Linked DNA regions of Homo sapiens: region 1 is linked to region 2. A link is an interaction called in ENCODE POLR2A ChIA-PET data of the cell type or tissue named here. Cell type or tissue: PC-3. All regions are shown on one strand. Links, peaks and the distances in the headings refer to the core of each region. The heading gives the core; the rest is flanking DNA.

The links. Peaks named below come from ENCODE experiments on the same cell type or tissue, not always from the same donor. Only the 100,000 strongest peaks of a DNase experiment are listed, where the experiment ranks them.
Region 1: POLR2A ChIA-PET joins it to region 2 with 10 read pairs; 2 of 35 experiments call an interaction of 5 or more read pairs at or near these places.

What each region holds. Positions count from the first base shown.
Region 1 is chr17:63,142,771-63,159,049 of GRCh38, forward strand. TANC2 (tetratricopeptide repeat, ankyrin repeat and coiled-coil containing 2) reads left to right here. Exons shown (of 28, transcript NM_001394998.1): 5 at 8,500-8,610. Among named protein-coding and RNA genes, the nearest start is that of TANC2, 180 kb to the left of the region's middle. In PC-3, for the core only: no CTCF peak of the experiment used is centred there; no DNase peak of the experiment used is centred there.
Region 2 is chr17:63,268,722-63,285,000 of GRCh38, forward strand. The region is part of intron 9 of TANC2 (tetratricopeptide repeat, ankyrin repeat and coiled-coil containing 2); the gene reads left to right. Among named protein-coding and RNA genes, the nearest start is that of CYB561, 170 kb to the right of the region's middle. In PC-3, for the core only: no CTCF peak of the experiment used is centred there; DNase peaks (open chromatin) are centred at 5,620 and 6,820; H3K4me3 peaks cover 893 bases; H3K27ac peaks cover 5,021 bases.

The DNA of each region.
Region 1 (16,279 bases), core at 4,709-12,708, 120 kb before region 2:
AATTAATGGGTCTTCTGAAACGAGTTTCTTAAAATCACCTTATAATTCCAATTGTTAATAGAAAATTAACATATATTAAACTCCGATGAGTTGGGGGGCATCTGCAATACATTTTTCTCTTTAAATTGTGTAGCCTATGTTTTGTCCCATTTTCATGGCACTTGGCTTTCTCCTGTTTGTATCATAGCTGTTCTTCTTCTGTCTTACCCCCTCATTAAGTTCCTTTAGGCTGGACACTGTCTTAATTATGTTTGAATCCCCTGAAGCATTTCTTACTGCTCTGTGCACATGGTAGGAACACAGAAGCATTCATTGAATTGAAGGGAACAGCTCATATGTTTTATGGAATTGGTTTACAAATAGTTATTGCAGGTTTCTAACAAAATAATTTTCATTTAAACTGTCATTATTTGTATGTGAAAATTTCATGTAGCACCAAATTTGCATTTTTAACACATCTGAGTTTTCATGTTTGTGAAGTATCCCAATACTCTCAGATGATTATGCTAATCCTTAAAAAGTTATCATGATGCCTCTTTTCTTATTTATTACATAGTAACATTTCTAGTAGAGAGTGGGGCCTTTGTTATGTCACATTTTTTATGAAATGTTTAAAGAAGGAGATAAAGATGAAAAATTAAATAGGAATGTCATAATTATTCTAGAGCTTTTAGCAATATTTGCCTGTGTATAAAATTATCAATTTATATTTCACAGCTATAACTTCTGAACAAGAAATGACTAAATACAGAAAAGCATTTAGCTCTGATATCACAACCTCTTTATTTTAATCAGTAGAAAACTTTATTAATATATTTGTTATAATACATGTTTTGAAATTGTTACCTGCAGGTAAATATGCTAGTATACCTTCTCAAATTCCATTATTTTTGCTATTTCTTTGTAACAATTTGCTGTGTCACTATTAGTATATAGTTATTTCATCCCTTATTGAATTATTTATAGATTTTAAATGATGACATTTCAGTTATTTGGCTCTGGTTACTTTAGAGTTTTTGTTTTATTTTCATTATTAGGAGTTAGTATAAAAGTCTTTAGGTGATAAGTACTTTCTTTAAAAGAATTTAATATTCACATTTTGCTGGGTACAGGGGCTCTCACCTGTAATCCTGGCACTTTGGGAGGCTGAGGCAGGAGGATTGCCTGAGTCCAGGAGTTTGAAACCAGCCTGAACAACATAGTGAGACCCTGTCTTTAAAAAAAAGAAAAAATTCTAGAATTTAATATTCAAATGCTAAATTTTCAATAGACTCAAAGTCAGAATATTTTCTCCACACTTAGCTCTGTATTCTTTATGGTATATATTCTAGTGGGGCCTGTGTTTATATTGAGACCATATGCTACGAGTTGTTGCTGACTAGGTAGATTTCAATATTTTTTAAATGGATATAATTGCTGTGTTAATCTTAAAAATGGTGAAACTATGTAATGTTGCCTTTTTGCTTAGATGAAATGAATCGTTTTTTCATTTCTACAGTTGTTCACTATGATAAATAGGGATAGGAAAGGTTCATATGAGAGTCCATAGTAGATAACTAGTGGCCACATACTAATTGATATTTGTATTGGTAAACAAAGTCATCTTTATTTTGCCACACTGCATACATGTTATATTTCCTTTATATTTGTATAAATCACAGAGAAATCAGATATCTAATAGTCTGTTTTCAGAAATGTATACATATACTATATCTCTAGCTACAATAATATACATTCACATTTAAATAAATGTGTTCCAATTATTTGACACTTCAGCATAAATTGGATGTAAAACTACACACAACAGTTTTTATATGAAATTTGGAGTATGTCGAGTAGGGAACTAAAAGGCATAACACGTAGTATTGGGGAAGATAGAGGGAGATGAGAGGTTTATAAAACATGTACTTCATTTTTTTATACTTACATAGAAGAAATAACTAGAAAGATACTTTGCAGCTGTGTATTAATTTATAATTGGTTTCAGAGAAGTATAGTTTTATTTGCATTATGAAGAGTCAGAAATTGTTTCTACAATAGACTAGGCTTTATTTGATAAAGATTATCATATCAAATTTTCATTTTCTTTTTCTGCATTGTATCTTTTTTATTTTTGTTTTTTTCTTTTCTTTAGATAGTTACTTTCTCAGAATTAACAGGGAATATGAATTATCATTTTTTTCCTCTTCACCATTTTTCACTTTTATCTACCCTGTGCCAAAATGTCAGATTCTACTGGTTTTTCCTTCTCTCTGTTTTTTTTTGTGTGTGCTTTATTTTATTTTTATTTATTGTTCTTGATCCCCCCACCATTTTGCAGGAAATGAATAATTAAAAGGGAAAATCTCCTTGCATTTCTGCTTTCTTCAGGATGTTGCTTATGTCACCGTTGAAGCACAATCATGAGAAATAGTTAATCAGCACATTAGATAGGGTAGGAGGATGCCCTTCCCACCTATTTCCAGATTTTAAACCTAACAGAGATCCAGGGTTAATAAGAAGGAAACAAAGAATGACACAAACACTATCTCTCCTTCTACCCTTCTTTCCCACTCCCACTACAGAAAATTCATGATATTCAAAGGTTTATTTTCTAGTAAATGTTTAGGAACTAAAATGTTATAAGATTCTGCATATGAAAGCTTTGTTAAAACTTTTTAAAATATAGTTTTCTCTTTCCAGATAAATTTCTCAATGTTTCTCTCTACTTCTTTACAATTCTATAGTTCAAATCTTTTCTTTCTATGTTGCTTCAAAGAGTTTTACAATTTTAGCTCTTATTTTTAGGTCTTTGATCCATTTTGAGTTAATTTTTTATATGACGTAAGATAAGGATCTAACCTCACTCTTTTGCATATTCAGTTTCCTCAAAACCATTTGTTGAAAAGACTGTCCTTTTCCCACTAAATGGTATTAATACCCTTGTCAAAAATTATTGATGATACGGTTTATTTCTGGCCAGCCTTTTCTATTCCATTGGTCTATATGTCTGTCTTTATGCCAGTACCATACTGTTTAGACTACTATAGCTTTGTAGTAAGTTTTGAAATCAGAAAGTGTGAGAAATCCAAGTTTATTATTTTTTTCAAGATTGTTTTGACTATTTAGGTTCCCTTGAGATTTCACATGAATTTTAAGATGGATGTTTCTATTTCTGGGGAAAAAAAAAGTCATTGAAAGTCGTTGGGATTTTGATAGGGATTGCATTGAATCTATAGATCACTTGGGTGGTGTACCATCTTAATATTGTCCCCCAGTCCATGAAGAATGGATGCCTTTTCATTTATTTGTACCTTCTTTAATTTCTTTCAGCAATGTTTGATAGTTTTTGGTGCACAAGTCCTTTGTTTCCTTGATTAAGTTTATGTCTACATATTTTATTTTTTTGTTGTTGCTATTTTAAATTGAACTGTCTCCTTAGGTTTTTTTTCTCAGATTGTTCATTGTTAGTGTATAGAAATACAACTAACTTGTGAGTTGATTATGTATCCTGCAACTTTACCGAATTTATTAGTTCCAGCAGGTATTTTTCTGGAGTCTTTAGGGTTTTCTACATATAAGTTGTCTTCTGCAAACAGATAATTTTACTTCTTTCTACTTTGGATGCCTTGTATTTCTTTTTCTTGCCTGCACAAACATTTTTATTTTCCTACCACACTGGACAATTAATGTTTATTAAGTTATCTTCAGGTTAACTTTACTAAATATACTTTATAATCTCAAATCCAACTTTGTGAAAATACTTTCTTGGTACTTTTATTGTTCTGCCTATCTTTATATTTATCTTTCATTTTACATTTTCTTGATCTTTGCTTTCATTTGGTCTGCCTCCATACTGTTCTCTCTGTATATTCTTATCTGAGTCTTCTGCCAGTTTCCTCCTAAAAAATCCCTTCTGCTATGAAACATTTACTAAAGACAATACCTCAGTAATTATTTATTATTTTAATGCCCTTATATTTCTTTGACTAGATATACTTCAACATTATCTACAGCATTCCAGCATACAGAGGAACCTCGATAGGTAGATTTTCTCTTTTCACCATTAGCATTCCTGTGTGATGAATCTGATTGCTCTTATCCTCCCTCAACCACCTGCCTCCCAGGTGATCATGGGAAGAATTAGTGAGTATAGATAGTATTGTTATTTCTTCAAAATAGACCCCATATGGTTAATACTTTATAACTTAGGACTCTTTAAAAAACAGCAACAACAACAACAACAACAACAACACAAGAGTTAAATCGGTAAAAGAATGACTGAAAAGAAATTCTAATAGCCAGGCGTGGGTGGCTCATGCCTGTAATCCCAGCACTTTGGGAGCCTGAGGCAGGCAAATCTTTTGAGTCCAAGGAGTTCCAGACCAGCCTGGGCAACATGGCAAAACTCTGTCTCTACCAAAAAAAAAAGAAATAACGAAAATTACCCAAGCGTGGTGGCACATGACTGTGGTCCCGACTACTCGGAAGGCTGAGATGGGAGAATCACTTGAGCCTGAGAGGAGGAGGTTGCAGGTTGCAGTGACCTGAGATCACACCACTGCACTCTCGCCTGGGCAACAGAGCCAGACCCTGTCTCACAAAAAAAAAGAAAAAAGAAAAGAAATTCTAACTTTACCACACATGTTGATACTCTCACAGATGAGGCCTTGATTTGTATTTCATTACAGCTTTTTTCTTAAGAAAATTTTCTTAATGAGCAGTTTGCATGTGGTGTTCGTGGATTCTCTAATCCAGTGTTCACAAACTTCAGTGTGCCATACGATCACCTGCAGGGCTTGCTGAATACAGATTGCTGGGCCCCCACCTTCCAGAGTGTCTGACCCAGCTTATCTGGGGTGAGGCCTGATCATTTGCATTTCTGACAAATTCCCAGGTGATATTATACTGCTGGTCCAGGCACCACATTTTGTGAACCCATGGTCTAAAGAATACTGTTTAACTTCCATTCTGTACCACATATTTATTGTTGTCTAACTTAGACCATTTTGATTTGGATACTCTACTAAGGCATAACATATTGTATTTTCTTCAACATGATTCCCTTCTCAATTAAAAAATAATTGGTGATATCACTGTTCACATCCCCTTAGACATCTTTGTTTTACTACCCCCATGCCTCAACATATATGCACGGTTCAGACTTCCAAATCATGCTGAATCTGTGATGACAACAGCAAAAACAATAATAACAGCTGATGTTTTTAGAACATTTATTCTGGGCTAGGTACTGTTTTGAGGATTTTATTTGAATTAATATAATCCTCACAAATTGTCTTTGATATTATTAGCCCAAAATAACTGATGAAAGGAAACAAACACAGAAAGGTTCTTACAGCTAGAAAAAAAATGAATGAAATAGGACTCTAATGTAAGCATTCTGGTTTCAGAGCCCTTACCCTTAATTCCTGCACTCTCAAATTCCTCACTAATGTGCTGCCATGTTATGCTGTCTCTATAGTATGTCTGAAACTACTTTCTTACTTTGTTTTCTGTAGCCGTAGCCCTCACTAGTCCATGTATTAATAAACTTAATAAGTGAGCTATATCACTGTATCCAAGCACTGTGCTTAAATACTTATACATGTTTGGAATTAGTTAAGCCTCATAACAATACTGTGACTTTATGAGGAAACTGAGGCTTGGTAAGGCTAAATAACTTGCCTAATTTCTTACTATTAATATATGCTAGAATCAAGACCTAGATTTTTCAGATCACTCTACTTAACCTCTAAGCCGATATGCATTCATCTGCTCAACCTCTGCCAGATTCTGTAACTCAAGTCATTGAGGGCATAAGAATCGATGTTCCCAGTGTCAGTTCCAATCACTTATTTGTGCAGTAGTTTCTGTTATCTCTTACATCACAATAAAATGCCAAGTTTGGGCTTTAGATTGTTCCTACCCATCTCATCTCAACCACTTTCTTTCTTCTTTTAACTATCAGAGAAGGCCTTTTAATGTGGAATTCTCTTACTCACATGAATCATCTTATGTACCATTTTTTACAATGAAGCATATTAAAATTCCAGGCTTCCAGGTAAAACATTATGCCCCATCTTCCAACTTGCCCTTCTATGTTCTCCACCAAGCAATATTATGACTATTGTTCAACTTATCATATCTGTGATTGTCCCTGCTGTGTTTGACTTACAAATGACACTAGTTTTCTGTGACTTGGATGAGAACACCATTATCATCTACCTTATAAAACAGTTTAACTTTATTATTAGACAAGCACAGTACCCCATGGATGAGGGAAGAGGTGAAGAGTAGATAGAAGAAAGAATTAAATGTCTCCTGTGAGCTATAAAGATAACCTCAGTTGGAATTTCCTGAGAAGGGAAAATAAAGAAGTTGGTATACATCGAGCTTCATAGATCTAAAATAACTCTCTTTGCTGGAGAATTGTGTATTTTAGTAAGAGGTTTTATTTTTTTTCCTCTGCCAGATCTGTTTAACTTCTGATTAACACCATATAGTCCATACTCTCTTCACAGTCTTCAGCTATTTCCTTTTTTCTGTATGATCTCTAGAACCCTGATCTTTTCCCTTGACTTCATCTCATAATTCTTGTACACGCCTCATACCTCCCTTAAGTTCTCCTGCCATCCTTCACTTTTTTTCTTACATTTCTACCTTAAGTTTCTGGTCTGTCTACTAGCCCTAAATTTCATTATTTAAAAAATGTTTTTAAGATTTTAAGATATATAGAGTCCCTTGAGCAGGGACCTGTGCTGTCTTTGTCAGAACTCAGCAGGTAAAACAGTTACTCTGATGCCATGACAATGCTTTAATAAAATTCTAGTAAAGGACTTAAGAGCCTTAAGGATTAAATTACTATATAATCATTTTTCCTATACTAAGCAGTATTGAATAAATAAACTGTTTCATTATTTTTAAATCTGTTGGTGAAATTATAATGAAAGAGATTCTAATATTGGCTATTAGTAGCCTGCATATATACATATAAATCACTTGAGATCTTTATTTGTAATAATGATTTTTAAAAACAGGCTCAAGTCTCACACTCATAGCAAAGGTGAGAGTTCTGCTATTCCAAAGCTTGCTTTTGACAGAACCATACTGTTAGGACTCTTAATGTTAGGCCTTTGTTGCCATGGAGACAGTAACAGGCTTTATTATTTTTTAACATATACTGAAAATATACATACCCTAAGGTATAAAGCGTGACTTAGTTGTCTGTTGGTTTTGAGTATTGACACATTTTGAAAATAGTTTCTATATACTTTTAATACTTGATTTTTATCCTTCAAAGAAAATGAAGGAGATTTCTGACCATTGTGATAACAGAGTTGTATATTACTTTTTACAGGGTCTTTTAGGAATAACGTAGAATCTCTTGTGGGTCAGTAATGGATGAGGACTTTGAAGAACATGCAGAAACTTTTGAGAAAAGTAATGTGATCTTAGACACATGTCTTGGCCACCTATGATTATGACACTAATATATAATACAAACAAATCAATTTCAGATTCAACTAATACTTTGTGCCAGTACTGTGCTAAGCACTGTCACCCTATTATAGTTTATTTAATAGAACTCAGTTTGAAAGCACCTAAGCAATCCTCATATTTTAACTTTTACAATAACTGATTATTCGAATGTGTATCAATAGCATTCCTGAATTTTTCCTCCTAAAAATTAGTAAATAAAATGTGTACATACTTTCAATAAGTAAAACTTTCAATTCATGAGTTATACTTTATTCCTTACAAGAATGAATGGATTCCATGGCATGAGATATTAATATTCCATAGGCATCATGATTAAATTGGTAACTAAATCACATGTCTTTAGCTTCTAGTGTCAAACTAGCAGGGCCTAGTTAATGCTTTAGTCCACCAGCAGTTTTGACTTCTTACATTAATAGCTGAGAAGTAAGGTAATTGATTTTCTTGTTAAGCTACGTAGATTAGGCCTGATGGCTTATATTTAATCCTACTTATGGTGTTTATCATGACCAAGTATTAGAGTAGTTATTTCTGGATAACAAAAACCTTTTGATTACAGTTATTATAAACAAAACCTTGAAACATAGTCCTGTGCTTTCCTTAGTTAACATCTGTATTTAATGGCAAAAGAAGCCAAAGTAAGAAAGCTCTTTGCTTTATAAAGAGAGAGAAATAAGGTAACAGACAATCACAATTTATACTAATAGTTTTGAATATTAGATTTTAGCTTTTCCAGTTTTCAGTGACTTTTAACAAGACCCATCTCCTCTATGAAGAATGCAGTTAGTTTTTTTTTTTTTTTTCTGGCTCAAAAAATAGGGTAACCTGATCTGAGTCTGACAGAGTGTGTCGTTCATTTAAGTGCTTCCATCTGTTGCCTGCTGTTCCCCTTACTCATGACCCCTCTATGTTTCTCTCTTTCCCTTTTTCCTTCTCTTTCCCTGTTTCTCTCCCTTCCTTTCTCTTTCTTTCTCTCTTGCTCTCTCTGTCTCTTGCTTGCTCTCTCTCTCTTTTTGTTCTTAGCCCCTCTGAGGAAGGCAAAGTTTGTTGAGAGCCCACGAATTCCAGAATCCGAGCTTGGCTCACCAACCCTCACTTCAGCTCAGAAACTGGACGTGGATGCATACTGCCCTGGTAAGCATGCATGCAAAGTGTCTGCTTTGAAAGAGGGAGGATTGGATCAGGCCCATCCAGCAGAGCAGTGTTTTGCATGTATACTACTCATAAAAACATGTTACCTCTTTTGCAACTGATTGCCTATTCTTCTTAATAGAACATAGTTTTTACTGAATGCCCTGTTTTGACTTTGATACAATAATGAGAGTAAGTATTGAAAATAATTTCAAAGGTAATTTTCAAAAGAATTAAAATAATTTTGGTAGATAAGTAGTTTTAGGTAAGTAGGGTTACTTTTGTGATTTGAGATACTTAAAGAAATTTTGCTGTGGCCATGTGCAAACAGAAATGTTGAAGATGTGAATAAGAATATTCATTCAACACTAGACACAAAAGTGTTCTATGCAACACTTTTGCATACAACCTTTATGCCTAATTCCTGTTGGATTTCTGGTGATTATAGAAAATACTTGTGATGCTGGAAACATTAAACTTGAATTAGAAAAGAAATATAGGTTTCCGAGATGGACTCCTTTTGGATACAGATACTTACTTTTAGAAATACCTCTTGTGAATGGCCTGTAAACACATGTGAGAGTTCACTAAAACCCTTCTTGTGTGGGAGCCAAACTGAGAAAGACTCATTATCAATGCTTAGATTCTTTCAAACTTAGATGAGTTGCCTGGCAACATCCTTTACACTCTCTCTACAGTCAGTCTATAGAGCTGTGTCAGAAATGTTCACAGCTCTAGCTGAGTATACAGATTAGAGCATTAGTAAAGGAAGGACCTTGGAAGACTTGGTTTTAGGTCTTTTGTTTATTCCTGCTCATTAAAATTGATGTTAAACCACAGTGAATACAACTACTACATATTTACAGCATGAGGGGTCAGCAGAGTAAAATGATTCCTAGTTCTGGGGAAGATATCAGTATCTGTGATCTGAAATGTCAGTATAATATACCTTCGAAGCCAGATAGGACATAGTAAAACAAAAAACAAAACAGTAGGAGAAAATTTGGGCCAAACCTCATAAAATGAGAGACGTTTCATTTTATGAGTCAATTTTGAATACTGAAAGACCTTGGGGATTTTGCTTTCCTTCGGGGTATTGAAACGGCTTCATCCACTCTTATAGATAACCATTCTTTTCTAAATCAATCACAGTTTTGTATTAGGAACCAGCTTTTCTGTTTTCAAAAGGAACAAAGTAGTTCTTTAAATGGTACTATAGCACACGATTAGAAGAATCTTTCATGTTTTGAGGTATTGTCACGCTTCTTGGGCAGTCGAATATTGTACTTTGCATTTCTTCATGCAAATTTTAGTGTTATAAAGTAAAATAAGTGTGCTAATTTTCTATCCCTTTCTTGAGTTTTAGAAGGAAAACCCTATCAGAGGCCTTTTCCAGATTTGCAAGTCAGAATGACTGTCATGGGGGCCTAATCTTTCACTTCCTGATTGCCCATCTGACATCTTTAATCTAATCTAAAGCTAAAGTCTTACTCAGGTGATTATTTATGTATATTTTCCACAGGCATGAATTCTTTGTTGAATTAGAATTAAACTAAAGCTCGGTTATGATTTTTAGAAAGCAAGGAAGAAACTAAAACACAATATCAAAGTGCTGCTAAAAAAGTCTTTCCTTTTCTTATCTGAAACAATTTTAAAGCATAGAAACTTTATAGTGATTTGCTCATCTCTAATCAAGTTATTAGATGCTCTGAAAATTAGTTTCTACCAAGATAAGAATGGTAACCTGAGGGTTGAAGCTATTATCTCTACATAGTATCAAAAATTAACAATAACCAAATGAATTGATGAGTATACTCACAAACCAAAAAGATTTTGCATTTTTTCATGCAAATTTTAGTATTATAAAGTGAAATAATACTTAATTTTTGAATTTCTTTCACATAGGATATACTAACACCACTGATGATATTTTATTGTACATTCATACAGAGTAATACAGTTAAGGCTACTAGTGTTCTGATACCTTCTTGTCTGCCTGCTTTATTCATTATCACCTGAAAATTTAGGAAAATACTTTGTCTCCCAGAGGCAACAATCACAAACTGAAGGTTAGAGCAGTGGTTTTCAAACTTTAACTTACTTCAGAATTACCTGGAAGATTTGTCCAAATGCAGATTGGTGGGCCCCCAGAATTTCTTACTCAGTAGGTCTGGAGTGGGTCAAGAATTTGCATTTCTAACAAAATCTCAGATCATACTGAAGCTGCTGTTTGAGATTCTATGCTTTGAGAACCAATTGGGTTACAGGGCTGCTGCAGGCTACTCACTGTACAGTCATTGTTCAGTGGTTCAGTGAACAATGCTGAAAGTCTTTGGGGTTCCTTCTACCACTATTGATATCTGGGGAGTAACTGCCAGTGTTGTTTCTGTGTTATCTAAACTTAAACCTTTTGGTAGCTTTTGTGTCTGAGAAATAGACTTATATATTTTTCTTGGTATGTCTTTTTGTACCTGACATCTGTGTACCCACGTCTAACTTTTCTGTGTTGTCCTGCATGTAAAAGGAAATTGTGGATCAAACCAAACCAATTCACTGATGGTTAAGTCCAAAAGTGTAGGGAAAGCTACTCTGGAGTATAGCTGTTGAGCTGGAATATTAAATTGAGTGATTCATTATATAGCATTATCTTCTATAATATCTAATTAAAGGTTTACTGTTCCTCAAGTTACATTTGTTGTATGCAAAAAATGTGGGAAAAATACAAGCAAACAGTATGTTTTGGTTCTGCAGCTACAACTGTGGAGATAATCGATGGTGTTAAGTAAACTACCAGAATAAAGGGGATGTTCCGGGAATTGTGTGTGTTAATTGTCTCACAGTGGGGAAACTAAGATCTAGAGAATTCAAGTGATTTGTCTAGGGTCACAAGCAGGATTTGTTGTTCAGCTCTTGAAGTGGACACAATATAGTCCAAAAATATATTGCCCTCTAATCCTGTCACTGTGTAAATTCCATGAGCATTCCTTACTGTCCTTAGATTTAAAAGCAGAAAATTCAGTTAAGTATGAGATAGTCATATTCTATTTTTATGAAAAAGGGTAACCAACTGTTAGTGATTTCAATAAAGCAATTTCCAAAATAAGAAAATAGATTCATCCTACACTCTATCACTTTTCTATCTACAGTATTACTTATTAGGTGTGTGATTTGGGGCAAGTCACTTAACCTTTCTACCTGTTTCTTCATCTGTAAAAATAGAGATGATAATTTTAAATCAGTTTAATATATATAAAGCACTTAGAAGAATGCTTGGCTCATAGTCAGTGCTCATAATTGTTAGTTGATTTTATTATTTTTGCAGTGATGATCCTAAGGTATAAGACAAGGTCTTAATCAGAAAAAATACTTAAAGGTTTAGGGTCATTTTTTGTTAAGTGTGTCCTGTTGCATTTCAATTCTGATTTTTCTCTGATGAATCTTATGGTCTGGAACATGTCACTTAACTTTTCCATTCCACAGTCTCCTGTCACAGCAACATTATTTCTATAATTTAACAAATTATGCTTTTATATAGATACATGAATATATATTCATAGGAAAAAATTTCTGGAAGAATACACCAAACCGTACCACTGGTTGCCTAAGGAGGGGAGACTTTGAATTATTGGAAAGTTAGAGTAGGATTGTTGTGAGATAATATTAGTTAGCAGAGATTATATCTGGTTGGTGGCATTACAGGTGGTTTTAATTTTCTTTCTTGGGCAGCATGTATTAGTGAATAAGAGCTTATGTTCTGGAGTTAGATCTAGGTTTAATTTTTTTCTCTTCCACCTACTAGCTGTGTGACTGATAAAAATAGACCTATCTTTAAAAAAAACAAAAACAAAAACAAAACAACCTATCATCTCATAGGATTGTTACAGAGATTAAGTGAAATATAATGTATATGCCACATGCTTAGCTCAGGCAAAATAAACAAGACATTAGCACCCTTTCTGTTACTCATCATCATCATCATCATTATACTTTTCTGCATTTTCTAAAATTTCTACAATGAACTTCTGTTGAAAATTTTCAGTAATCTGATGACACTAAATGATGGTGATACTCTGTTTTTATTTTAGTTTTTTAAGTGTTTCTGTTTCACATTATAATATAAAATTTCAAGTATAGAAGTGACCTTTGACACAGATAATGGTAGGCCAAGTTGACAGTTTTATAGGACTTTTGACTATATGTGCATGAAAGGTTAAGGGCCAAAGCCCACACCAGTCTTGAAATAGGCAGGCTTTTATCAACACCAAATATATTCAGAGGAATTTGAGATTAATCTTTTTATATGGATTCTTTTAAATCTCTTAAAAAACGGTAGTGTCTTTCAAAGGACAGTGTTATTTAAGGTGACAGCAAAATTAGCATATATTTAAAACTCAAAGAGAAAACAGTTTGATTACAGTTAGTGCATATTCATATTTGTGTATATTCTGCACCTGTAAAAATTTTTTTCATTTGGATTTTTTATCTGTATTGTACATTCTATAGCATAAGCACAAGCCATTGTAAACAAAGTGTTTTATTTAAAGTGAGTAGTTCCTTGAACTGTCTTTTCCCAACTCCTGTATAGTCATGGTCATTTCCATTAAAATCAAAGGATGATATTTTTTTCATTTTCTTTCTTCCATTTAAAAAATTTCCGAGAACATTATAAAATGTTATCTTTATCCTAAATAATTAACCATGCTTCTTTGGTTTTGCTACAAACTATGTGCTTGTACATAAAATCTTCTGTATGATTTTGCATTGTCCTATGAGTACCAAGAGCCTTTTCCTCCTGTTTCATATCTTTTGTTATATTGTGTTTGTATTCTGCTTTATTGTAAATACAATAAGTATGAAACAGAATTTTTAACCTGAGTAAAATTGATGAGCTTTGGGGGGAGTCTTAGCCCTTTAAAATGATAAGTAAAAACTTGCTACATGTACATATGTACTTTTTCCAATCACAGGTTCTCAAAACAGTTGGTAACCTCCCTTGCACCAAATAAAAAGAAAGAAGAAATGCTATTGTAAAGGTTGAAATGGAAAAAAAAAAAGCACCTGTTAATTATTAGAACAACAAGAACAAAAAGCTAGAAGTTGTATAGTGGATAGACTTGAGAGGAGAATGAAAAAGGAAATAATAGAACTATGGGATTGGCCTATCAGGATATGAAGTCTAAAGTAGAGATTAGGAGACAAATGAAACAGAAATAAGTTGTGTATTAGAAGTATGAGATACTGCCTTATTACTGGTTATGGAAATAAGCATAAGAACTAGAATATGAATATAAATGGCTTTTCTTCCCCAAACTTTCCTATCCATGTAAGTTCTTTTTTTTTTCTCTCTCTCTCTTTAAATAGAGATGAGATCTCCCTATGTTGCCTAGGCATACTGCAACCACCAACTCCTGGGCTCAAGCAACCTTCTGCCTCAGCCCCCTGAGTAGCTGGGACTACAGACTCATGCCACCACACCTGTTTAATTTTTATTTTTGTAGAGACAGGGTCTCACAATTTTGTGTAGGCTGGTTTTGAACTCCTGGCCTCAAGTGATTCTCCCACCTGGGCCTCCCTCAGCACTTTTGCTGAGATTATAGGCGTGAGCCACCATGCCCACCCTACTTTGAACATTTTTAGTTGTTTTCCTGATCTTTAGTTTTTCATTGTTTGTGATGTGAGTTTTAATCTTCTGTAGCTAATGAAATTTTAGGAAGGGGATCGGGGACAATTGTGTTCCTCTTTGGTGGGTCCAGTTTCTAGGCAGATAAGGGAACTTCAGAGAACAGCCTCATCCTATGCTTTGGGAGAGGCAGAAGATTGAGACAGGAAGTGGGAGGGGAGGCCAGAAAGCCCTTGAGGTTGCTTCTTTAGTTCAGCATGTCAAGAGACCATATTTTGGGGTATGATTTTCTGTGCCCCAGCATTTAGAAGGTTAATAATCTCATCACACTAACTTTTAGATAACTTTTCTAAGGTGTTTTACATCACAAAATCTGAAGGCTTGGCCTCTGAATGTGGTGTTTAGATCTGTAATTTAGTTAGATATCCAAAGGGGCAATATTTTCATTAACTGTAAAACCATTTTAACTTCCAGCTTTTGAAGAAGTAAAATGTTCTGGTTTAGAGTAAAATGCCAGTGGTTTAGAGCCAGACTGCCTGTGTTCATATACCAGTTCTGCTACTTACTACTTGTGTGACTTTGGGCAAATTACTTAACCATGATTTGTTAATTTCCTAATTTCCCTCTGTAAAATGGGGATGATAATATTACCTATATCACAGGAAGGTTGTAAAGATACGACATATTAAAATATGTAAAATAAAAATATAAACATACATAAATACATAAAATATGTAAAATAAAAATATAAAATATATTTATTTATTTTTGAGACAGAGTCATACTGTGCCACCCAGGCTGGAGTGCGGTGGCAGGGTCTGGGCTCACTGCAGCCTCCACCTCCAGGGCTCGAGCAATCCTCCCACCTCAGCCTTCCAAAGTGATGGGATTACAGGAGTGACTACCACACCTGGCCTCATAATGTTTTATGTTGACTTTTTACTGCCTTTTATCTAAGGATATTGTAGGTAAAGTTATATCTTTTTTTCAATGAATGCTTCACAAAAAGAATAAAATTTCATGTATACTGTAGTTATTGGGCATCTTTACATGCAGTCTATATATAAATACTAAGTTGTGTTGTGTGTATGCGTGTTTATTTTTAATGGGGTCAGTTTTTCATAGTGGTGTCTAGTTCAGGCTTGGGAACAGAGAAGCTTGAGTTCAGTTCTGGCTGTGCTACTTTATTAGCTGGTGACTTTTATTTAATATCTCTAATCTACTCTGGTTCCTTGTCTATAAAATGAAGATAGTAATATCACTCACTCCATAAGGTGTTTGTGATAGTTAAATAAGCTAGTACCTATAATTTACTTAGCACAATGCCTGGAACATCAGTTATTGCTAACAACATATTTCTCACATGTATATACTATTACACATTTACTTCTTGGAAAAAAATGTGTTTCTTAAGCAGAACATATGTTCCTGCAGCGCAGTGTTCAGGAAGAATTCTGTGGGAGCAAAGAAGGGACAGAAAGGTACTCTTCACTTGGGTTTTGACACGCAAGAAGCTGGAATTCTGTATCTGATGTTTCCACTGCCATCCTTTACCTCTAAGTCACTTAAAATCCTCTTAGTCTTTTTGTTTTTTCTTATCTAGAATTTATAAATTATCACATTTAAATTTGTAAGACTTGCAGGAAGTGTTGGTTAAATTCTGTTTATTGAGTGTTCTTCAGAGTAGGTATTTGTATTAGTTATCTATTGTTGCATAACAAATTACCATAAAATGTAATAGCTTAAAACAGCATTTGTTATCTCATTTTCTATGTGTCAGGAATCCAAATGCAGCATAGCAGGGTTCTGTGGCTCTCACAGGTTGCAATCAAGGTGACAGCTGAGGCTGTAGTCATCTTGAAGCTCAACTAGGGAAGGATCTTCTTTTGTGTTTATACACATAGTTATTAGAAGGATTCAGATCTTCATGGGCTGTTGAACTGAGGGCTTCTATTCCTCACTGGTTTTCACCCAAAGGCCACCCTCAGTTCCTTGCTATGTGGGCGTCTCCGTAGGGCAGCACACAACATGGCACCTTGTTTCATGAGAGCA
Region 2 (16,279 bases), core at 2,717-10,716:
CACTCAGGTACCTGTTGCCTTACCTTCTTTGTGGCATGCTACATGCTTCTCCAAGCTGGCACCAGATCTTTTTAAAGACTGTCATTTTGTTACAGTGATGGTCTAGTTGAGGAGCCTCTTATTGGTATTTCTATGCCTCTCGTTTGCTCAAAATGAACCAAACTGTCTCTGATAGCTTTTAACAGATAGTCTCCTTTCTCTGGTATGTTAGCAATCTCTATCTCTACCACAAGTGTGTTTTTAATTTTATCTTACGGATGATTTTCATCTTTCTTTAGCTCTCCTCTTCACCCCTTGTCCTATTCCCTACTCTAAGCAGTATAGTGCCACGTGCACAATTCCCATGGGAAGGAATTTATACATGTCTGCTGTCCACTCTAGACATCATTATGCTAACAGTTTTTCAGTGATGGCTAAGCAAACAGGATTTTAAAATAATTGATTGTATTGCAACAATTACCATACCTCCCATCAACAGCAGTTAGTTGATAGCCTCAGTCATACTTTTAGTTCCCAGTCCTTTTGTCCATCCTGCTTGCCAGTTCTTCAGTTTGTCATATACCAGTTGCATGGCATATGCAACTGTGTGTTTACAGTCCAGAAAATGGAAATATATCAAGCACTATTTTAGACTAATTACATCTAAAGTCTGAATAAAGTTGATCAAGAGACCAAATAATTGATTTGCGCCCCGACCAGAATGCACAGCCGTAATAAAGAAGATTGGACAGAACTACTGATCTATATGGACCTTCAGATTTGATTGAAAATCTGCCACATTGGCATCATCTTCCATCTTATTACTAAAAAACATACTGACATTGTTGACTTTATTTTCTGCTTTACTAATCATTGAATAATAGATGTTATACTACATAGAAAACAAAATTATTTGACAGATTTCAGCAGTGAAATTTTTGGGAAACCTTTATATTGAGTTCTGTTGATATGTGGTAGTACCTATCTGCTTGTAGTATCTGAAGATTTAATAAGGTCTTTAACAGATACATTCTGGTGAGCTTGATGTTTACAAATACCAGTTTTATCTGGAATGCAACAAAGATCTTTTCCATTGCATTGATCTTCAGCCGAAGCATTCAGTGAAACAACAAAAGCACATTCAAAGATTTTCCCAAAGCTCACCTAAATCTTTAGGAAGGGCTCTGACTGAATATTGAATTTCTAAAAATACTAATTTCATATTCCTTGCAAATAGTGTCTTAACTTATTGTTTACATTAATACTTAGGCTGGAGTTTGTCCATTGATGAAGATGCTATGATGTTAGTATTTCAGTTCCTTGAAGTCATCTTTATTTTTCAAGAGCTTTCCTTTTAGCAGTCTAAACGGTTAGAACATGCCATCCAGCTGGGTACATTGATCCATAAAAAGCAAGGTGTTTACTTAGCAGTGTAAAGTATACTAAAACTAGTAATAACTTTAATTCAGAATTTTCAGAATTTAGAGTCCCTGAACAATAATCCTCTCTCAAAAAGTAACATGTTATCTTAATTATTGTTTACAGATGAATTGTATGGCTTAGGATACGACTTAAAACACATTATCAAGAAAGGAAAGCAAACTTGGGCAGATAAACTTTCCTTATGTTTCTTCAGACCTGCTTGGCAAGCCTTTATAATATGTGATTATTATATCCACAATGTTGTACTTTATTTCAGAAAAAATCAGATTTGTTTTCCTGGAATAATTTTTAAAAACATGTCACATCATGCTTTCTAATTTTATTTAAAGGAATGTACAAATTACAGTCATATTTCAGTTTGACATATTTTTCTTCTGATTATGATTAAAATGAAACTACCCCCAAAAAAGTAATGAAATGATTGAAAATCTTTTTTAGTCTGCATTAAGGTATATCTTTCCACTTTAGAATAGAGGTGTATCTTTCATACATTTTAAAGGAGTACTCTGACAAGTTCTGTGAAATAGGTTTTTTTTAACTTTTAAGTTTAGGGGTACATGTGCAGGTTTGTTATATAGGTATGAGTCATGGGGGTTTCTTGTACAGATTATTTCATCACCCAAGTATTAAGCCTAGTATCCATTCATTATTTTTCCCAATCTTTTCCCTCCTCCTACCTCCTCCCACCAGTAGGCCCCAGTGTTTGTCATTCCCTTTTATGTGTCCATGCGTTCTCATCATTTAGCTCCCACTTACAAGTGAGAACATGCGGCATTTGGTTTTCTGTTCCTGCATTAGTTCACCAAGGATAACAGCCTCCAGCCTCATCCATGTTCCTGCAAAGGACATGATCTCGTTCTTTTTTACGGCTTCATGGTATTCCATGGTGTGTATGTACCACATTTTGTTTATCCAGTCTACCATCAATGGACATTGAAGTTGATTCCATGTCTTTGCTGTTGTGAACAGTGCTGCAGTCAACATATGTGTGCATGTGTCTTTATGATAACAATTTATATTCCTTCGAATATACCCAGTGATTTCACTGGATTGAATGGCCGTTCTATTTTTAGATCTTTGAGGAATTGCCACACTGTTTTCCACAGTGGTTGAACTGATTGTGGAAAACACTCCCACCAACTGTGTATAAGTGTTCCTTTTTCTCCACAGCTTCGCCAACATCTGTTATATTTTGGCATTTTATTAACAGCCTTTCAGACTGTTATGAGACGGTATCTCACTGTGCTTTTGATTTGCATTTCTCTAAAGATCAATGACACTGAGCTCTTTTTCTTTTTTTTTTTTTTTAATTTTGCTTTAAGTTCTGGGATACATGTGCAGAACATGCAGGTTTGTTACATAGGTATACATGTGCCATGGTGGTTTGCTGCACCTATCTACCCGTCATCTAGGTTTTAAGCCCCGCATGGATTAGGTATTTATCCTAATGCTGTTCCCACCCTTGCCCCCCCCATCCCCCAACAGGCCCCAGTATGTGATGTTCCCCTCCCTGTGTCTGTGTGTTCTGCCATTGAGCTCTTCTTCATAAGCTGGTTGGCTGCATGTTTGTCTTCTTTTGAAAAGTGACTGCTCATGTCCTTTGTCCATTTTTTTTAATAGGGTTATCTGTTTTTTCTTAACAAATTAATTTAAATTTAATTAATTAAATTTCTTAACTTAAAGTTCCTTGTAGATGCTGGGTATTAGACTTTTGTCAGAGACATCGTTTGCAAAATTTTCTCCCATTCTGTAGGTTGTCTGTTGACTCTGTTGATAGTGTCTTTTGCTGTGCAGAAGCTCTTTAGTTTAATTGGATCCTGTTTGTCAATTTTTGCTTTTGTTGGAATTGCTTTTGGTGGCTTCATCATGAAATCTTTAAATCTTTGCCTATTTCTTTATCCAGAATGGTATTGCCTGGGTTGTCTTCCAGGTTTTTATAGTTTGGGGTTTTACATTTAAGTCTTTAATTCATCTTGAGTGAATTTTCTTATGTGGTGTAAGGAAGGGATCCAGTTTCAGTCTTTGCATATGGCTAGCCAGTTATCCCAGCACCACTTATTAAATAGGGAGTCCTTTCCCTATTGCTTGTTTTTGTCAGTTTTATTGAAGACCAGGTAGTTGTAGGTTTGCAGTCTTATTTCCTGGTTCTCTATTATGTTCGGTTGGTCTATGCGTCTGTTTGTACCAGTACCATGCTGTTTTGGTTATTGCAGTCCTGTAGTATAGTTTGAAATCAGGTAGTGTGGTGCTTCCAGCATTGTTCTTTTTGCTTAGGATTACCTTGGCTATTTGGGCTCTCTTTTTGGTTCCATATGAATTTTAAAATAATTTTTTCTGGTTTTGTAAAGAGTGTCATTGGCAGTTTGATAAGAATAACATTGAATCTTACCAATTACTTTTGGCAGTATGGCCATTTTAACGACATTGATTCTTCCTATTCATGAGCATGAAATTTTTTTTATTTGTTTGTGTCATCTCTGATTTCTTTGAGCAGTGTTTTGAAGTTCTCCTGATAGAGATAATTCACCTACCTGGTTAACTGTATTCCTAGGTATTTTATTCTGAAATAGTTTTTTAATCACAATTCTGGTTTTAAATGATCCTAGAGATGGTAGTTAATGCTTATATACACTGTAGTATACCCAGTAGATAACTAAGTTTATTGACTGACTGATTTCAAGTGTAGAGAGTGTCTGAAATAATATCCTCTGGATGTATGTCCAAAGAACATTTGAGGTGACAAGCCATGCATTGATTGGGAACTTCATATAGGCAGAATCTTGTACTATTCTGTTAAGAGCAGTGTTTCTCAAACTTTTTGGTCCCGGGAGCCTTTTATACTCATAAAAAAATTACACAGGCGGCTATGGCTGTCCCTGTAATCCCAGCACCTTAGAAGGCCAAGGTGGGAGGCTTACTTGAGCCAGAAGTTCAAGACCAGCCTAGGCAACATAGGCAACATAGCCTAGGCAACAACCCTGTCTCTACAAAAAAATTTAAAAATTAGCCATGCATGGTGGTAGTCCTAGCTACTCAGGAGGCAGAGGTGGGAGGATCACTTGAGCCTGTGAGGCCAAAGCTACAGTGAGCCATGAGCCATTATTGCTCCACTGCACTCCAGTCTGGGTGATAGAAGGAGACCCTGTCTCATTTTTAAAAAATTATTGAGCTTATATTTATATGGGATAAATTGATATTATCATATTAGAAATTAAAAATAATATGTTAAATATACTTTGTTTAAAATAATGTTTTAAAATAATAATAGGGATTGTTGAAATAACTCATTTATTCATTTTTTTATAAATAATAGACCCATTACATGTTAAAGTTATGTAAGCTGTGGAAAATTCCACTGTACACTTGTGAAAGAATGAGAGTGGAAAAAGGCAAATAACCTCTTAGTACTGTAAATATAGTTTTGACTTTGCAAACTCCAAGAACATATCTCAAGAATCTAGGGATCCCCAGATGACGCTTTTATTTTATTTTAGGATCACAATGTTTAAAAACAAGTTTTGTTGGCTCTACACCTCCAAAGAGCTCCCAAATCCAACTACTTTTCACCTCCTTCAATACTGCCTCTCACTGAGACTATTGCAGTAGGCGAGCTTAGTGGCTCTCACAGTGTGGTCCTGGGACCAGCAGGAGTGGCATTATCTAGGAAGTTTTCAGAAATGCAGATTCTTTAGCCCCATTCCACACCTACTGAATCAGAAATTCTGAGAATGGGGCTGGCAAGCCGTGTCTTAAACCTTGCAGGTGATTTTGCAGATCACACTTTTAAAACCACTAGTTTAGAGGATGTCATTGTAATTGAAGATAAGCTTTATGCCTCAAGGTCCATCAGTCTATTTACAAAAGTGCAAAAATGCGTAGTTTGAGAGCTGGTTACATGTTATTCATGAACATGATTTAACAATACAGGCATAATTAATTTAACAGGTGCCTTAATAGTAACTGCAGTTGTTTGATGATAATGGTAGTCTTTTGACTGCTGAAGCAGAAGTTGGGATAACATCTCCAAGTGGGATATTAACATCAACATTGCTTCATTAGTTAAAAAGTCCTTTTTTTTTTTCACTCTTCAAGACAGCTGTTTTGAACAACTGTTCTACAAAAATTGATATTTCCAGAAACCCGGCCCAACGGGGGAGAGGTCATGTGAGTCAACTGTCCAAAGCAACTTAACAGATTCCTAGCTGTCAACCATCCAAGAGCTTGAATACTAATGATAAAAGTCATAGAAGATTGTGTACTAGTACAGAGTATATAGCTAGCTAACCTACTACAAGCGCCTTTTCTAGTCCCAAAGCCTAATGTCTTTGATAGATATTAATTTGAATTAATTTAACTAATAAAGTTTTTAACTTAAAATTTTAAAATTAGGCTAGGCATGGTGGCTCACACCTGTAATCCCAGCACTTTGGGAGGCCAAGGTGGAGGGATCACCTGAGGTCAGGAGTTCGAGACCACCCTGGGCAACATGGTAAAACCCCATCTCTACTTTAAAAAAATACAAAAATTAGCCAGGCATGGTGGCGTGGGCCCATAGTCCCAGCTACTCAGGAGGCTGAGACTTAAGAATCACTTGAACCTGGGAGGTGGAGGTTGCAGTGAGCCAAGATCGTGCCACTACACTCCAGCCTGGGCAACAGTCTCAAAAAAATTGTTTTAATTATTTTTGGCTTCATGTTTTTAAATTTAATCACCATTAGGTTAATGTGGAGTTATGCTAAAAATTATCCACCTGAAAATGTCCACTCTTTCTGATCATCTTAATGAAAGCTCTCTCATTCCGCAGAGAAAGATAGAAACTAAGTTTGCTGCCTATTACAAGGAAGGAAGAAATAGTTTATTTTTATGGATAAATGTAATAAATCTTATGATGGATTATATAAAGGGAACCAGGAGGAGTTAAAATATACAAGGCAAATTGTAGCATAGTGACTTTGAATGGTAGCTACGTGGGTTAAATTAACAACAAATTATTAATATTGAGACCCTAACCTGCCTGGTCTTAAGTTACAACCACACTCTTCTACTTGAAGAAATTATATATTGCTAATTAAAACTTCATTTCTCAATATATGGTGGTTTCCTTAGAACTTTTACTAAATCTCATTACATAAAAAGCCATTCAGAGGCTTTGTGTTTAGTTATTAGCTACTTTAATAGACACTAGGTTGGAGGGCATATGTACAAATGATAGTCTGATTCATTGGCAGAATTTATGTGAAATTGGCCCTGCCACAGTTAACTTGGTTTTATCAAAGCAATAAATTTAATTTTTATCAAATCTGTGCTTCACACCATTTATGAGTCCCGTACTGTTCTGAAACAATGAATCCTTTATGATGATGACTAAGATGCATGTCATGAAGCTAAATGCTCTTACATTAGCCTACTGAGTCACACATCCCTGAGGTTGCTTAGTCATCTTGATCATTGCCTGGCTGGCTCTCACATTTACAAGGGAATATTTCCATCAGTCTTTTCTACCTCATTGTTCATTATTTCATCCCTACAAGTAAGATTAAATTTTCTTAAGTAGATTCAAAACCCAAGGATAAGGTTGCATGCACATAACTTCCTATAGTAAATATTATATGGGTAGATTGTAAGTTTTAGTTGTATGAGGTTGTTCCCCTCACCCCCAACCAGCTCTTCTGCAGAGAAGACTGTGAAGTAACATGAACAAAACTCTCATCATGACATCTAACTCTGCAAGATATCTCACTGGAAATACTTTAAAATGCCTTGAGTGCAGTAAAGAAAAATAACACACTCTTAACCTATTTTGATGTTTTGATCTAAATTAAAGAATAAACTTCCCAATTAATCTTATTATTTTCCTCAAAAGTGACTAGGTCTATTAAAGTAACCATAATGCCAATAAATTTACTTAGATAAGACTTTGCAAAAAAATTTTGTAATTCAGTAAAATGATCTAAGTTTTTTAATCTTGTAGTATATAAAAGGTTTGTTGTGAAATAACTTCCCCAGATGCTCATAAAATTACAGAACTAGATGATTTCATTTTAAGGCCACAAACGAAAGGCTATTTCATCAATGAGAGTTCACTTTAAAATGTTTTATCTTAAATTTCAACGAATTAAAATACCCAGTTTTTATATTCCCAAAAATAAATGTTGTATATCACCTTAAAAGCCAACACTCTAAGAGCACAATACTTAAAACAACTGTATTGCCATAGTTATAAATATTTTATCAAATATTTCCTATTTTAAAACCTTTACTGTTTTATGTTTTCTCTACATTTTCAGGTATTAAATGTGAGGAAGCATATAAAAAAGCAGCAACCTTTGGGAGAATTGGGTTTTCCCTTTCTTTTTTTTTTTTTTTTAACTGTTCTCCAAAGATCTTTGTTCTCTTTCTGAAAATTCCACTCAGCAGTGACTGCAGATTTTTCTCAACAAATGTTTTCCCATAAGACCAATGTCAGAAAGCTGAAATTTAATATGGAAGTTATTCAAAGATTCAAAGTAAGATTTTTTTCAGAGTAAAATAAGCCTTCCCCCTTTTTTATCCCCACATTAATAGAAGGCAATGGACTTTTTAAAACACTAAGACAAATGTTAACAGTGAGACACTCTTCAAAAGGTGTAAAAGTGATAGCATACATTTATTGGAGTTCTTACTCTTTGTGGGCACAGTGCTTAGAGCTTTAAACATATTCTTATTTAATCCTCACAACTCTTTAAGTAGTGGTAATAAGGAAACTATGTCATAGACAACTTAATATAAAAAGCAATCGGTAATACAGTAATAGCAGTACATTGGCTTATGGTAGATACTCTGTACTCTGCGGTATTGGAGATGGCAAAGACTGTTGAATATTTCAGCAGGAGCTGTGGTCAGAGAGGATACTTGATTCATTCACCCAAACCAGCTTCGACTCCTCTCTTCCTAAATAGTACTTCAGTTTTCCTCTCACTTGAGCTTTAAATCTTGGAGTCAGCATTGAAGCACCATCTACATTATCTCCTATATGCAGTCAGGACCAGACCCTGAGGGTTCAGCTCTCACAGAGTTTCTCACATTCTTTCCATATTCTCCATTCTCAATATTGCTAATTAGCTTGCCTCCCTCCTCTGGTCTTTCCATCTTCTTCTTTTTTTTTTTTTTTAACTTTTATTTTAGGTTCCGGGGTGCGTGTGAAGGTTCATTACATAAGTAAACTTGTGTCACGGGGGTTTGTTGTACAGATTATTTCGTCACCCCGGTATTAAGCCGAAGACCCATCAGTTATCTTTTCTGCTTCTCTGGTCTTTCTGTCATCTAATCAGTATAATGCCTGGCTGCCAAAGTAATCTTTCTAAAATGCAGCTCAGAATCATGTCATTTCTCTGTCTTAAGTTATCATTGCCAGCATCCTTGTTCAGTTAGTGTGCAGGAATAGAAATTAGCAACATTTAAAAGCAGTTTTGAAGAAAACAAGTTACAGTTTATTACCTTTAAAATTAACTCATTGATACTTAAGAAAAGCTAAAAAAAAAAAATTTAAAGAATAGACACTGCCAGATGGACAATGAAATGGAACATGTAATGGAAAAGAACTAAAGGAACAGAGATAGTAAGATAATGTATAAGAACATGCCAACACAATGCTTAATGAATTTTATTAATTCAGCAAAAAAAAAAACAAAGACTAAAATTATTTCTATGCCAGATGAGTCATCAGTATTTGGCATCAGTATTTTTAGTACTTAAAAAGAGGTAACAGGCCGGGTACAGTGGATCGTGCCTGTATTCCCATCATTTTGGGAGGCTGAGGCAGGAGGATCACTTGAGGCTAGGAATTCGAGACCAGCCTGGGCAACATAGTGAGACCTGTCTTTACAAAAACTTTAAAAATTAGCCATGCACGGTGGTACACGCCTGTAGTCCCAACTACTCAGGAGGATCACTTGAGTCCAAGGCTGCAGCTTCAGTGAGCTATGATTGTGTCACCACACTCCAGCATGGCTGACAGAATGAGGACCTGTCTTAAGGAGAAGGATAAGGAGAAGCAACAGAGTAACAAGGCAATCTATGGAATAGGAGAAAATATTTTCAAACCATGTATCTGATAGGAGTTAATATCCAGAATATATAAGAAACTCCTACAACTCAGTAGCAACAAAACAATGTTTAAAAATGGACAAAGGACTTACATAGACATTTCTTCAAAGAAGACATACAAATAGCCAATAGGTATATGAAAAAATGCTCAATATCACTTATTGTCAGGGAAATGCAAATCAAAACCATAATGAGATAGTACCTCACACCTGTTAACATGGCCATTATTTAAAAAAAAAAGAAAGAATAACAAGTGTTGGTGAGGATGTAGAGAAATTGGAACCCCATACACTGTTGGTGGGAATGTAAAATGGTGCAGTTGCTATGGAAAACAGTATGGAGGTTCATCAGATATTTAAAATAGAACTGCCATATGATCCAGCAATCCCACTTCTGGGTATTTTTCCAAAAGAACTGAAATCAGGGTCTCAGAGATATTTTCACTCCTATGTTTATTGCAGCATTATTCACAATTGCCAAGAGACAGAAACTACCTAAATGTTAAAGGATGAATGGATCAAGAAAATGTGGTCTATATATCAATGGAAAAGAGATCCTGTAATATGCTACAATATGAATGAAACTTGAGAACATTCTGCTAAATGAAGTAAGCCAGTCACAAAAGGACAAATATGACATGATTCCACTTACATGAGGCATCTAAAGTAACCATCAGAATAGAAAGTAGAATAGTGGTTGCCAGGAGCTGGGGGAAAGAGGAAATGGGGAGTTCCTGTTCAATGGGTATAAAGTATCAATCATGAAAGATGAAAAAGTTCTAGAGGTCTGCTGTACAACATTGTGCTTATAGTTAGCCATGCTGTACTATTCACTTAAAAATTTAAGAGGGTAGCTTTGTGCTTTAATTAGCCTCTCCCCCTATGGAAGAACAAACATCAGGAGTAGGCAACAGATGGCACTGAAACGTGAAGGTGAGGGGAAGTCCATGATGCTGCCAAGACTCCTGAAAGTGATTGAGAAATGTGTAAAGTGAAAAGACTTGAGCAGAGTTCGTCATCAAGAATGGGAAGACAGGATGAAAGCATGACCATCACTAGCATTTACTGAGCATTTACTATGTACCAGGTTTCATGCTAATAACTACATTATCATGACAGCCCCATGAGGTATATGTATCCCCTTTTACAGAGTAAGAAATCAAGATGGAGAGAGGAGTTAAGTAATTTGCAAAAGGTCACAGAGTTGTTATGTCTGAGCATATAACCTACCCTGATATAATACCTGTGGTTAAATGATCTTAGGGGCTATAAATTAGAAACAGAGGATTGTGACCCAAAGGAGAGGTAAATTAAGATATATAGAGAGTGTAGCTGATCTAGTAAAAGGAAAAAGCTCTAAGCCTTGCTAGGAAATACTAAACTCCTGAAACCCCATGCTTTTATATAGCACCTGTCATATCACATAATGTTTTCAAAGGACTGAAAGTCTTAGACTAGGTGCAGCAATCCTCACTGGTGAGCACTGTACAGAAAGGACACCTCAACAAGGAACATAGTGTTTTCAAAAATAAACTGATTGTTCCCAAGGAGTCCCCCCCACCCATTTTTAACTTTTATTCCCCTATGTCTTATGAGTGAGATAAAAGTTTTAGATCAAATTCTAGAAAGGTCTTAGATTGAGAATCATCAGCTCTAGAGAGTTCTTTTCAGAGACATGCCTGACTTCATTGACCCTGTTTTTTACGAAAGATTATGGGGAAGTGGGGAGAAATGAAGTGGCAAAGGGATTCTGTGAAGGAACAAGGGAAATAACATTTGAGTCATGGTTAGTTCATAGTCAGTATCACTCAATTCTCATATGTTTAAAATCTGATTCACGTAAAGCTTTTTTTAGCACTAAGAAAGAATCTTAAAGATTTCATCCAAGTCCTTTGTTTCACATTTAATGAAACTGCCTCCAAAAGCAGTTAATTCCACTTGCCCAGGGTAATAGAATAATAAACCATGAACTAGAATCCAGATCTAACTTAGTTCATTTCTCTCTTACCCTCTCCACGATTCTGTTACACTCTCGAATTTCACAGATTTGCCAAATCTCAGGATGAAATGTACTTTTCAGTCTAAATAGTTAAAACTAAACCCCAGATATGTTTTTTAATTGTTGGGTAAAAAAGTAAAACCTAGTTTTTTTTTAATTCAGTTTAGGTATTGACCTACTCTCTATATAGAATAGACTGTAGGCTGCCAAGTAAATATCATATCTTCTTAATTATTGAGGATGTCTGCTAATAGTGAAGGTTGATCCTTTCCCTCCTCTTTTTAAAAGAGTTGCTTTTTTAAGAGTCCTTCCCACCATCCTTTGTAGTAATTAATTACTAAGATATGATGAAAATATCTGTCTCCTAGCTTAGTCACTTTTGTTCTTGCTTTCTCCCTTTTTTCTTTCCACTAAAAATGACTTGTTTAAATACATCTGTTACTTCTTTGTCTGATTCTGTTTATTAGCAGAAATCTGATAGGGTTAGAAAAATTGCTAGGTAGATTTTATGTAATACTGATCTATAGGGACAGGTTGCTCTGCTGAATGCTTCTGGAACTTCAGTAGGTCTTTTTTACTTTGGCTAACACCTACCTATAAATAGGTAGCTATACTGGCTGTACTGTAAGAACTACTTGCTGAGAATTTTTAAGCTAAAAATATTCCTCTCAGAGTTAATGAGGTAAAATCATCATCTGGCACCTCTGGCCTGACAAATGAATGCGCACTTTGCTAAAGCATTTTAAAGCCATAATAAAAACATGTCTGAATTCCAGCTTTTGTTAGTGGAAGAATTGCCTTTTTGGACTAAGCCTTCCATGGATAACAATTAAGAATTATGAACAAAATACAAAAAATAACTATTTGAAGGCACTGGAGAGTGGCAGAAAGCAGATGGAAGTGGGAAGTGAGTTTACATTTGAAATATAGGGACCAAAACTTATATTTGGAATATAAGGACAAACTTGTATTTTCAAGTTTGTAGCATTTTGCTTAAGGACTCTTTCCAATCTGTGGATGGCTTCAGGTGGCAGAAAGCCACAGCTTTACTTACTTGAAGTATCAAAGGACAGAATCCCAAAGCTGGCAGAATACTGGAAAGTTAGCAAGGAATTTCTAAAAGAAAGGGAGCTGCAGAGGCGGTAGGTCCCAAAATGTGTGTGTAAGCCTTGCCCCAGATCCTTGGCTGACTACTGAACCATATATGTATAGAAGAAATCCTAATAAGCTCTGCAAATAAAGAAACACCCAGAAGCTGAAAGAACTTTTCAGCTGCTTATTATAACCGAAGAGAATTTGAATCCGGCTAAGTTAACTTGAACAAAAATCAGCATACTTGAACAAAAATCAGCATACTTGAGAGGAACATAACAGAATCCAGAGGTTCTAAAATGTATCTGTTAAACCCAGTGTAATTGAATAATGTATCCCAAAAATTCAGGTCCACCCAGAATCTAAGAACGTGACCTTTTTGGAACTAAGACCTTGCAGGTGTAATTAAATTAAAATGAGATCACGCTAAATTAGGGTGAGCCCTAAATCCAATGACGGTATTTTTTAAAAAGAAGAGAAGTCACACAGAAGTACACAAGGAAGGGGGCCATGTGAATTTGGAGGCAGAAGTTGGAGTGATAGAGCTGTATAAGCCAAAGAACACCATGGATTTATAGGAGCTACCGAAAACTAGGAAGAGGGAAAAACTTTCTTGAGCCTCAGAGGGAGCATGGCCCTAGGGACACCTTGATTTTGGACTTCTAGCCTCCAGAACTGTGAGAAAATAAAATTTGGTTGTTTTAAGCCACAAAGTTAGTGGTAACTTGTTATGGCAGCCCTAAGAAATTAATACACCCAATGTAGTAAAAAGGAAGGAAATATTATAATAAAGATAAGAGCAGAAATCAGTGGAGTAAGAAATAGACAAACATTAGCAATAATGAACAAAGCCAGAATTCGTTATTTGAAAAAATAAAATTTATGAACCCCATAAATAAAATTTATGAATCTTAATATTGCTTAAGAAAAATGGGAGAAAACACAAATTACTAATATCAGGAATGAAAGAGGAGATATCACTACACATTCTACAGACATAGAAAGGATAATAAGAAAATATAAAGAGATATTATATATGCCAGTAACTGCAACAACTTAGATGAAAATAACAAATTTCTTGAAAAGCACAACTTACCAAAACTAACACAAGGTGAAATAAAATATCTCAGGGTCTCTATTTCCTTTGAGAAATTGAACCTGCTATCAGAAACCATCCACCAAATAAAACTTCATGATCAAGTGGTTTCACCATTGAATTCTATCAAATATTTAAGAGTAGGTGGCTAGATCATCTGACAGGTATATGTTTAACTTTTTAAGAAACTGCAAAATGATATTCAAAGTGGTTGTATCATTTTCGTTCTCACTATCCATGTATGAGAGTTTCAGTTCCTCCCCATTCTTGTTGGTACACAGCGTGGTCAATCTTTTAAACTTTTGATATTCTACTACTATGTAGTGATGTCTCACTGCGCCTTTAATTTGGATTTACTAGTAACTGATATTGAAAATCTTCCTGTGCGCCTATTTGCTATCTGAACATCCTCTTTAAGTTGTGAAACTTTTTTTATCTAGTTTGGATGCACGTCCTTTAACAGATACTTGATTTACAAATATTTTTTCCTCGTTTATGACTTCTCTTTTCATTCTCTTAACAGTGTCTTTTGAAGACAGAAGTTTTTAGATGTCCAACTTGTGAATTTATGTCTTAGAGGACTGGCCTTTTAGTGTCGTGTTTAAGATTTCTCTGACAAATGAAAGGACACAAATATTTTCTCCTAGAAATTTTGTAGTTTTATGTTTTACATTTAGGTATCTGATTGATTTTGAGTAAATTTTTGTATATGATGCAAGATATGTGTCAACATTCTTTTTCTTTTCGGTTTCTTCTTTTTGGAGGGGAAGATACGGATACCTAGTTGTTCCCGCACCATTTGTTGTAAAGACTATTCATCTACTGGATTCCTTTTGTACCTTTGTTAAAAATTATTCATCCATAGATATATAGTTCTATTTCTGGACTTCTGTTTCACTTATCTAATAATATTCTGTATTGATACTAATAACATACTTTATTACTGTAGCTTTATAGTAAATCTTGAAATCATGTCAACACTCCAGTCTTCTTTTTTAGAGTTATTTCAGCTATTCTAGATTCTTTGCATTTCCGTGTGAAGCCTTATAAATTTCTACAAAAAAAAAAACTGCTAGAGTTTTTATGGAGATTGCATTGGATGGATGGATGGATGGATGGACAGACGTACAGACAGATCAATTTGAGGGGGGAAGATAGATAATTTGGGAGAAAATTGACTTATCAGTATTGAATCTTCCAACCTATATAGTATATCTCTGCAGTCATGTAGACCTTCCTTAATTTCTATCAGCTGTATTTTCTAGCTTTCAATGTATAAATGTTGAAAATCTTTTATACTTATCCTTCAGTATTTCATATTTCTTATGCTATTGTAAATGATATTGCTTTTAGCTTAATTTCTAATTGTTCATTGCCAATATATAGAAGTACAATTGATTTTTACCATGTTGCTCTTGTATCCTAAAACCTTGCTAAACTCACTTATGAGTTCTAATGACTTTTTTTAATAGATTCAGTAAGATTTTCTGCATAGATGATCATGTTGTCTGTAAATAAAGATAATCTTAGTTCTTCCTTTTTCTTTTTCTTGCCTTATTACTCTGACTAGAACTAGTACAATGTTGAGTAGAAACAAAGAGAGCGGAAATTCTTGCTTTTTCTTGGTCTTAGGTGGAAAGCATTCAGTCTTTCACCATTAGCTATGTCAATATGTTCTCCATAGATGTTCCATATCAGATTAAGGAAGTTCTTTGCTGTTGTTAGTTTGTTGATACTTTTTTTTCAATCAGGAATTTATATTGGATTTTGTCAGAATTCCTCAACATCAATAGAAGTTATATTTTTCTTTTTTAGTTAAACATTGCAAATCACATTGATTGATATTTGAATCTAACTTCGCATTCCTAAGAGAAAAGCTACTTGGTCATGACTTTTTAATATATTGATGGATTCAATTTGCTGCAATTTTGTATTTACTGTTCTGTATTTATGTTCATGAGAGATACTGGTTTCTAGGGTTTTTTGATGTCTTTGTCTGGTTTTAGTATCATGGTAATGGGAAAGTATTACCTCCTCTTTACTTTTTTTTAAAGCATTTCATTTGCGTTCCATTCAAAATACTTTCAAATTTGTCTTTTGACTTTTTCTTTGATTTACATGTATTTATTTCTGGGGAACTTCCAGATATATTTCTGCTATCGATTCCAAGTGTAATTTCACTGTTATCAAAGAACATGCTTTGTATGACATGATTTCTTTTAAATTTATACAGAATTTTTTACGGCCCAAAATATAGTCTGTCTTCATAAATGTTTCATATGCAATTGAAAAGAATTTGCTATTTTACAGTAGACACTTCTATAAATATCAAATAGGTCAAATTGTTTTTTTCAAGTCTTCTATATCCTTGCTGATTTTCTACTTGTTCGCTTAATTATTAGAAGAGAGACATTGAAATCTTTAGCTGCAAAAATGGATTTTGTGGATTTCTGTATTATTCCTTGTAGTTTTTGCTCTTTGTGTTTGGAGCTTTGTTATTAGAGCGTGTATTTAGGACTGTTATGTATTCTTGATGCACTGACCCAGTGATCATTAGGGAATGACCTTTTTTTAATCCTTGATGAT